2 separate regions of the Homo sapiens genome follow, and region 2 is linked to region 1. Evidence: chromatin contacts called from ENCODE Hi-C data. All regions are on one chromosome and are shown on one strand. The core of a region is the stretch at or near the end of the contact, and the rest is flanking DNA. Distances in the headings are between cores, read along the strand shown. Region 1 overlaps DOCK2 (dedicator of cytokinesis 2). Region 2 has its middle 13 kb from the start of C5orf58.

Evidence for each region. Hi-C counts contacts between places; a loop is a spot of excess contacts on that map. Pooled maps may share reads with other maps.
Region 2: a map of mammary epithelial cell shows a loop between it and region 1 (4-fold over the local background). The contact joins two enhancer-like sites. A Hi-C loop is called at or near these places in 3 of 168 maps with a recorded cell type or tissue (PC-3, endothelial cell of umbilical vein and mammary epithelial cell) and 1 of 50 pooled maps.

Annotation. Positions count from the first base shown.
Region 1 is chr5:169,907,854-169,911,752 of GRCh38, reverse strand. The region is part of intron 27 of DOCK2 (dedicator of cytokinesis 2); the gene reads right to left. The region is part of intron 1 of INSYN2B (inhibitory synaptic factor family member 2B); the gene reads left to right. Among named protein-coding and RNA genes, the nearest start is that of INSYN2B, 71 kb to the left of the region's middle. Within about 2 kb of position 1,537, at least 2 of the 41 ENCODE cell types and tissues checked have a DNase peak (open chromatin) inside an H3K27ac peak, as active enhancers do.
Region 2 is chr5:170,217,974-170,222,014 of GRCh38, reverse strand. No RefSeq gene overlaps it. Among named protein-coding and RNA genes, the nearest start is that of C5orf58, 13 kb to the left of the region's middle. RefSeq lists an enhancer at 1,442-2,641. Within about 2 kb of position 2,239, at least 5 of the 41 ENCODE cell types and tissues checked have a DNase peak (open chromatin) inside an H3K27ac peak, as active enhancers do.

The sequences.
Region 1 (3,899 bases), core at 288-2,787:
GCACAATCAGATAAAGGGTTTGAAGTCAATTTTTACCATCTCTGTAGCACCAACTTCTTGGCTAATTATAGGAAACTTTAATATTGTGGCCTTTAACTTGAAGGCAGACAGAAAAGAATTGAATATGAGTATTGATTTAGCACCACGTGAAATGAAGCCTGAAGGGTATTATGTCCTCATAAAGTATAATTACTCCTAAAGTTTTATCTCAAACTGTCTCAGGAACTCTCACCAGCAGGTAATAAACAGACTTGGAAAAATGTCACTGGCCACATTAAACATCCCCAGTCTGGACATGGAGGGCAATCTTATGTACAGCTCAGTGTAGTGGGAACAGCTCTAGGTTCTAAAAGCTCCACTGGCTCTGATGTCCTGTGAACGCCATAGCATGAAAAGAGAAGTGAAGGAGAGTTCTCTAATAAACAGAAATTCATACACGATTGGTATGTGTGTGGAATGCAGCAGAGGCGTAATAAGGATCTGAGAAAGGCATGAAACTCTAATAATGATCATCCTTTTTTTCTTATCCTCTGTTTCAAAGCACAGCACATACCTGACCTGTTAAATCAACTGGCCGACTAGGGGCCATTTTGTCAGTGAAAAATAATAAAATAAAATAAAAACATTAATGAAGAAATAAACCTAGAAAAGAACTGATGTCACTGAGATTTAGTGGCCAGAACAACAGCTGCCTGCTAGTGGACCAACGAGCATCAGCAAAGGTAGAAATGCTTTTCCTGGGGCCTTGGAGGCACCTGAGGGTTTCACTTATTATTCTCACTTCCAAGTGGCTCATACCCCAGATATAGGAAGGACTCAGAAATTGTGCCTTGTGAGGATAGTGTTCTGAGGACAAATGGTTAACCAACCCCCTGCAGGAGAAACCGACTAGGTGGGCTGGAGAGAGCCTACTGGGGGCTGGAGCCAGTGACTGACCTCACCAGAAGCAGAAGGGGCACCTGCCATTTCTCAAGAAAGCTGTGACCTAAAAAGTTTAGTCATCAGTCCAAATTCCTCCAGGAGACCATTAGAAACTGCCTCTCTGTTTCCCTGAGTCTTGTAGCTAGAGATGTAACAGGTCATTTTGGGGACTTCATTGCCGTGGCCCCTGCTGGGTCATCTGCTGTGAACATGACATATCGTTTTCACTCAGTGCCAAACACTTAGTGCAGTGAACCTCGGAGGAGCTCCCTGGGCACACAGGGAAAGGATGCTGAAAACAGGTCAGTCATGTTTTATGAATCAGGCCTGAGAAAAGGTAAGCACGCCTCCAACCACAGGCGGCACAATCAATCTGCTGATCTTTTTTTAAAAAGTTAAGAGAGTAAGCAATAAATCAGCACTGAGGGGGTAGATCCTCTGCCATCGAACTGTCTTGAGATGCAATTTTAAATGACTTTGTAGTGACCTTGCTTACCTAATTACAGGGCTCAAAAGAGATCTTCCTTACATATTCCATGCGGTGGTAACCGGCTTGGAACAATGTCCTGTTTGTCTCAGATGGCCACTTCTAACATGAAAGGCCTGTCTGATGACTGTCCTCTTCTTTGCAAATGGACAGACTTGGGATCTGGATCTGCGGTACTAATCATCTAGAACTGAGAGAGCCATCTGGGCCAGGAACATATGGCTCAGCTAACACCAGGCCACAGACATGGAAATAAGCCTGGCTTTGGTGCCATTCAGAGTAAACATTAAGTGTCCTCATGGCAAATTTGTTCCAATGGCTGAGAGAAAGGCACCCTGATGACTTGCAGAGTCATTAAAAAAAATGCTGGTGCAGAATTTGAGTGGCATTTTGTGGCTCAAGCTGCACAAGGGTCAATTGTGGGACTGAGAAGAAAAGAGAGGATTAGCCCCAAGTAAACAACTCAGTGATATTCACCATAAAGTATGTCTCAGGTGATTTTCCCACTGTTTATCTACTCAGACCATTCTAGAAGTTCCAAATCTGGATGATAATAATCCTTGTAAGTGATCATCTTGGATTGTATTTTATTCACAGTGACACTGGCTTTGGGATAGAACCAAAATTCTGTTTGTTGAGGACTCACAGTGCAGAGTAAAGTAGATGTATTATAGGTTTAGAGGGCAGATTTGAGTTTGAATTCTTGCTCTGCAACTTAGAAGATATGTATGTTGGTCAAGTAACTAAACCTGTTTCTTAATCCAAAAGAAACATTTTGCAGATAATAATACTCACCTTGCAGGACTGACATAAAGATAAGCACAGGGAAATATTCCCACTCTGGTACCTGATGGAGTGTGAATCCAAAACCAAATATTTAGACTTTCTTCTTCAAAAAGAAAAAACTTAGATTTTTTTAAATTCATTGCAAATTGGATAGCATCTTTCTGAAATATTCTATGTCCCACTGATTTCATTTCCTTAATCACTCTGATCCAGTGCTACTGAATAGAAAGAAATGTTCTATACTGTTGAACATGGTAGCCACCAGCAACACTGGGCTATTAGCACTTGAAATGCAGCTAATGTGACCCAGGAACTAAAATTTTAATTAATTTAAATTTAGATAGCTTCATGTGGTACAAGGTTCCCATACTGGACAGCACATCATAGCTGAGCCCTGATAGATAAAGAATGAAGGCTTTAGAAATGGAGGCACAGCAAAGGTGATGAAATCATCCACAGACTCTCCTCACATCAGCAGCAGCTACTGAAAGCAGGCAGCCTGGCTCAGCCTCGCTCACATTCACTCTAGGGGCTGACAATTATGACAGAAATAGCACCAGACAGTGGCTCTCTCTGCCAGAGGCAAGTTCTGTGACCTTGGACATAATTCCTAATTTTTCTGAACCTGTTTTCTCATCTGCAAAATGGGGCTAATGCCTCAGGGTTGTTTTGAAGGTGAAATGCAATAATGTAGTGGGGGCCTGTAGTCCCAGTTACTCAGGAGGCTGAGGCAGGAGAATTGCTTGAACCTGGGAGGCAGAGGTTGCAGTGAGCTGACATCACACCACTGCACTCTATCCTGGGCGACAGAGTGAGACTCGGTCTCAAAAAAAAAAAAAAAAAAAGAAAAAAGAAAAGAGAAAAATGCATTGAAACCTGTAAAATGAAGAACAACTACAAACATAGTTCACTGTATCCTTAGTTTTGCAACATTGGTCATGATTCCATATTGCAATATGTTGCTTGGCATTTATAGATAGACAAAAACGTCCAGGACCCATATGCTTTAAGGATTTATTTTCCTCTAGCAGGTGGGAACCTATTTGTGTTCATTTCTCTATTCATTCCAATCCTTGCCCATCTCATAACTTGGGGGCCATATTCAGAAGACCAAATGTCATGATTTGGGGATTAGTTTTAAAACATGGAGCAGGGGAAAGCATATTCTTAGAGCATGTATGAGTATGCCTATATGCATGTGAGTAATCAGAATTATATTTGCAAATAACACAAGAATCGCATGTGCTTATATACTTTATTGATTTGCCTCAGCTGTTCAAAATGTCCCAATAAATCTAGTTGCCACCAAGGGACCAGCTATAAAAATAAAACTGAGCTTAAATTAAAGGTGAAGCTATTAACATTTGTCCTGCAGCCTGTAAGGCATTAATGAATTCCTTTCTGGCATTAGTGAACTTGAACCTTAACTGAAATGGGGCTGCAGAATACATTGGGCTTTCCCTTGCTCTGTTGTTCAATGAAAGCTTTTCCTGGGGATGGCTTGATCTAAATTGTTCCATCACAGCTTCTAGATGAAGGCAGAGCAAGAGAGGAGATAAAGACAACACTTCAGTGGAGACTGGGAATATTGTACAAAATGCAAAATGTTTTGGCAAGAAGTGCCTGCACAAGAGATGTTTACCGACACGGACTGGCCAACGGTTCCTGTGTGTTGTAGGATGTTTAGAGCATCCCTGCCCTCTAC
Region 2 (4,041 bases), core at 990-3,489, 310 kb before region 1:
CACCAAGCCCAGCTAATTTTTTTAGTTTTAAAATTTTTATAGAGATGAGGTCTTCCCATGTTGCCCAGGCTGGTCAATTTGTTTCTTTTAATGGAAATTAATCCTAGTTACAAAACCAAAACCATCATGGAAGTCTCAGAAAAGCACTCAAAAAGAAAAACAAAAACATTACTGGTAATCTCTCCACTCAAGGAATGTAACTGCTAACATTTTATTTCAAAACCTTCAGTCATTTCCCCCCTTTTGTTGTACAGCTTTTGAAAAAGGATTTTGCGTCCAAATGTTCTTAGGTTTAAGAAAAGGGGAGAAAAAAGTACTAATGTTATCCTTCCCAGAAAGAACTCGAGTAATCCCTATTATGTAAACTCTTTCAAAGAAACAGTCTGTTCAATACAGTTGCTAAGTCGTTTGTTGCTATAGCAATACTTGGCCCTAGAGCGCCATAAACAACCATCCTGACTCTAGCCTCCAAACACAAGGCCCCATTATCTCCCTCAGAGCTCTTCGAGGAGCTCATTTTGCCAAAGCTATTCATTTAAATTAGTAACTCCCTTCTTAATCACTTGAATTGCTTGTGCTTCACACCAAGTCACACTAGGGGGCTAAAAAAGCAGTTAGGGCAATATATTGGGATGCAGAGAGTTGGGGTCAGTATGCCTTTGATTGCGCAGATCTTTCCTTCTGGTGCTCTTCCTCAGCCGCTCTCACAGTCTGCCGTCTTGGATGCTGGCCACCCAGGGCAAAGCAAGGTTAGGCTAGGTGCTTCTGGGTGCAATGCCATTATAGTGAAAATTCTGGCAACACCATATTTAACCAATCCCAGGTAACTTTGTTGCATTAAAAGAACTAAAAAAATCAGAGAACATTCTGGAAAGCTCTTTGTAATGTTATATTACAGCTGCAGAATATCGTAACTGAAGGAAGATGTTCTAAGTGCTCAATATGTATTATTTAATTTGATTCTGGCAACAACCTTGTGGATTCAGCCAGCATTTCTCCTTGGTTTTACAGATGAAACAGTGGGGGCTTAGAGGTATTAAGTGACTTGCCCAAGGTCCCTGACTAGAAAGTGGTAGAGGCAGTTGGTTTCAAACCCATGCTGTGTACTTCACTCAGAGCCTGTTCTCTTGACCTTTATGTTACATTGCCTTGCAGCAAATGGATAGACATGTGTGGAGCTCTGACTCGTTGCACAAAATACAAGGGATTTAACATGCATTGTCTAAATGCTGTGATTGGTCTGGATAGACGTTATCACTTACATTGGTAGGTAGGGGAGCTAAGACCCAGAGATGTGGTGCTCCCAGGGTTGGCCAGCCAGCTGAGGTATAGAGGATTTGAACTCACCTCCCCCTGCTTCAAAGTGCTTCTTCCTCTACACAGCATAATTTTGTACCTAGAAATCACTAAGCCTAATGCTCTCTTTTTACAGATGAGGAAACTGAGGCCTGAAAATATTAAATGGCTTGCCCAAGGTCATTTCTCAAGGTCTAGAGCATACCTCCCTGCAGCCTGACAAGGAAGATGGAAGAGAATTCATCTGTGCTAAGCTGTTCTGGTATGCAAATGGCCCCTTTGCATTCATCTGAGTCCCAGGGGTGTCTGCAAAAGCAACTGCACTTGAAGAGTGTCTGTTTAATGTGAGATGATAGTGGAATCTTCAACCACTTCTACTGTGAGCTGGGCCATCTCGTCTCCCTAACCTGGCTTTGTCAAGCTGTGTATGCAGAGAAATCCACACTGGAAGTGCAGCATCTGGTGGGTACCCCGGGGGAAGAATGACATCTCTAATGTTTGGTCCCATTTGTTACTCCTACTCCATCCCTGCTGATGGCTGTGGCTCCTGTCGAACAGCCCTCCAATGTCCTCTTGTTACATCTTCTGGGCACTGCTTTCTCCCTGTGCCCCTTTCAGGCCTAGAGAGAGCAATGGTGCCCTACTGTTTTTAGCCTTGGGGTGGGGGGAGGGGCTTCCTCATAACTTTCTCCTTTATCCAGTCTTGCCCACACCATGGTAAATTGTCTCTTTAATAAATTACCCAATTTGAGCGTGCCCTCTCTTTTCTGCTGGGACAGTGACTGAGTCACTCCTCCAGTATTCCCTGATTCATCACCCCATTTATTTTCTTCCTGATACTTACCACAATCAGGAAGTGTTTCATTTATTATATATTTGCTTTTTATTGCCTTTCTGTCCTCCAGAATGTGAGCTTCAAGAGGATCTAGAAGCTCACTGGTTGATTATCTAAAGTCCGGATGACCACATTCACAGCCCAGCTGTGACAATTTACTGCAAAGCCTGTAAAATGACTCATTGCAACTGAGTTGGTGGCTCAGTTGGTGGCTGCCTCAACTGAACAGTCCCTTCCAAAGCTCTTTTCAGGGTGAGAGTAAAGGTTATATTTCAACTCCACACCCTTAGGCCCTGGATGCTATTTCTTTTTCTGGATTTTTCCTGGATAATTTCCACTGCAACAATGATGATGGTCAGGACCACGGTGATCATCTTGCTGAGCTCACATTCATTTCAGCCAAGAATTTGCATCCACCTACTGTGGGGCTGGATGGTGCTGTGGCTTCCAGGAAGGGGAACCCATCGCAGATGGATGCTCTCTACCTGCCTGGGCACTTTTTGAGGAACTGAGTGAAACTTCCATTTGCCTGATAAAAAGAAACAAAAACCCACCCATGGGTTCATCCAAATAATGTGTCAAAGGCTATTCAGGAGGAGCTCTGGGCTCTGTTTATTTGGTGTGCCCTCCCCTCCCATCTCCTCCCACTTTCTTCTCTTCCCTTCCTTTCTCTCTCTTTCTCTTTCTTCTCTCTCTTTTTTCTTTTTTGGAATAGGTGTGCTGAGGTTGGCAATCAGATGGGCAAAACAGAGCAGTTTTTGCAGGTAGAACAGCCCCTGGCTGCTTTCATAACACTCACAAGAGAGCAATGATCCTGGCAGGTACTTTTGACATTTAGGGCCTGCTTGGTACAGTTCTTACTGCTCAGCTCTTCATCATAGCTGAAAAAGCCCTCCAAGACACTGCCTGCTTGCCAGCCTCTCTCTCACACCTCTCCAGCCTACCCAGCCAGCCATCTGCCAGTCCCCAAATACACCAGCTTGCTTCATGTGGCTCTGCTTTTGCCTTCAATGCTTTCCTTGCCTGCTCTTTTCCCCTTGTCTCCTGGCTGAATGCCACTTATTCTTATTCTTCCAGACACAGATACAGTCGGTGTCTCACTGAGGTTCTCAAATACTTGCTCCTCAAAGTGTGGTCCTTGGCAGGTGCCAGTTTGCAAACCCTCTCCACAATGAAAGAAGTACAGTAACAGCAATTTGACAGAGTGATTTTATGACAGTGGAATCTAGTAATCATAAATTTGTGCTATTATTTCGTGTTCTGTTTATTTTTATACTAATTCACATTTTATTTATTTTACAAAACTGTTGGTATGTTTGGGGACAGAGAAACAAAATAAAAATTTTGTATATTATTGTTATACAAAAATCAGTATATCAAAGGGATACTGCACCCCCCTGTTTATCGCAATACTTATTCACAGTAGCAAAGACATGAAATCAACATAAGTGTCCATCAACAGACAATTGGATACAGAAAATATAGTATATTTTTCCAATGGAATACTATTTTGCCATAAAAAAGAATGAAATCATTGCAACAAAATGGATGGAAGTGGAGGTTATTACGTTAAGTGAAATAAGCCAGGCACAAAAAGACAAATATCGCATGTTCTCACTCATATGTAAGAGCTTAAAAAGCTGATCTCAGGGCGGTACAGAATAGAAAAACGGTTATCAGAGAACTATCCCGGGAAGGATTTGGGTGTAAGTCGGGGGTTGGTTACTGGGTAGAAACATACAGTTAGATAGAAGGAATAAGCTATAACATTTGACAGTAGAGTAGGGTGACTATAGTTAACAGCAATGTATTGCACGCTTGAAAGTAGCTGGAAGAGAGGACTTGGATTGTTCCCAACACATAGAAATGATAAATGCTTGTGGTGACAGATATCCTAGACACTCTGGTTT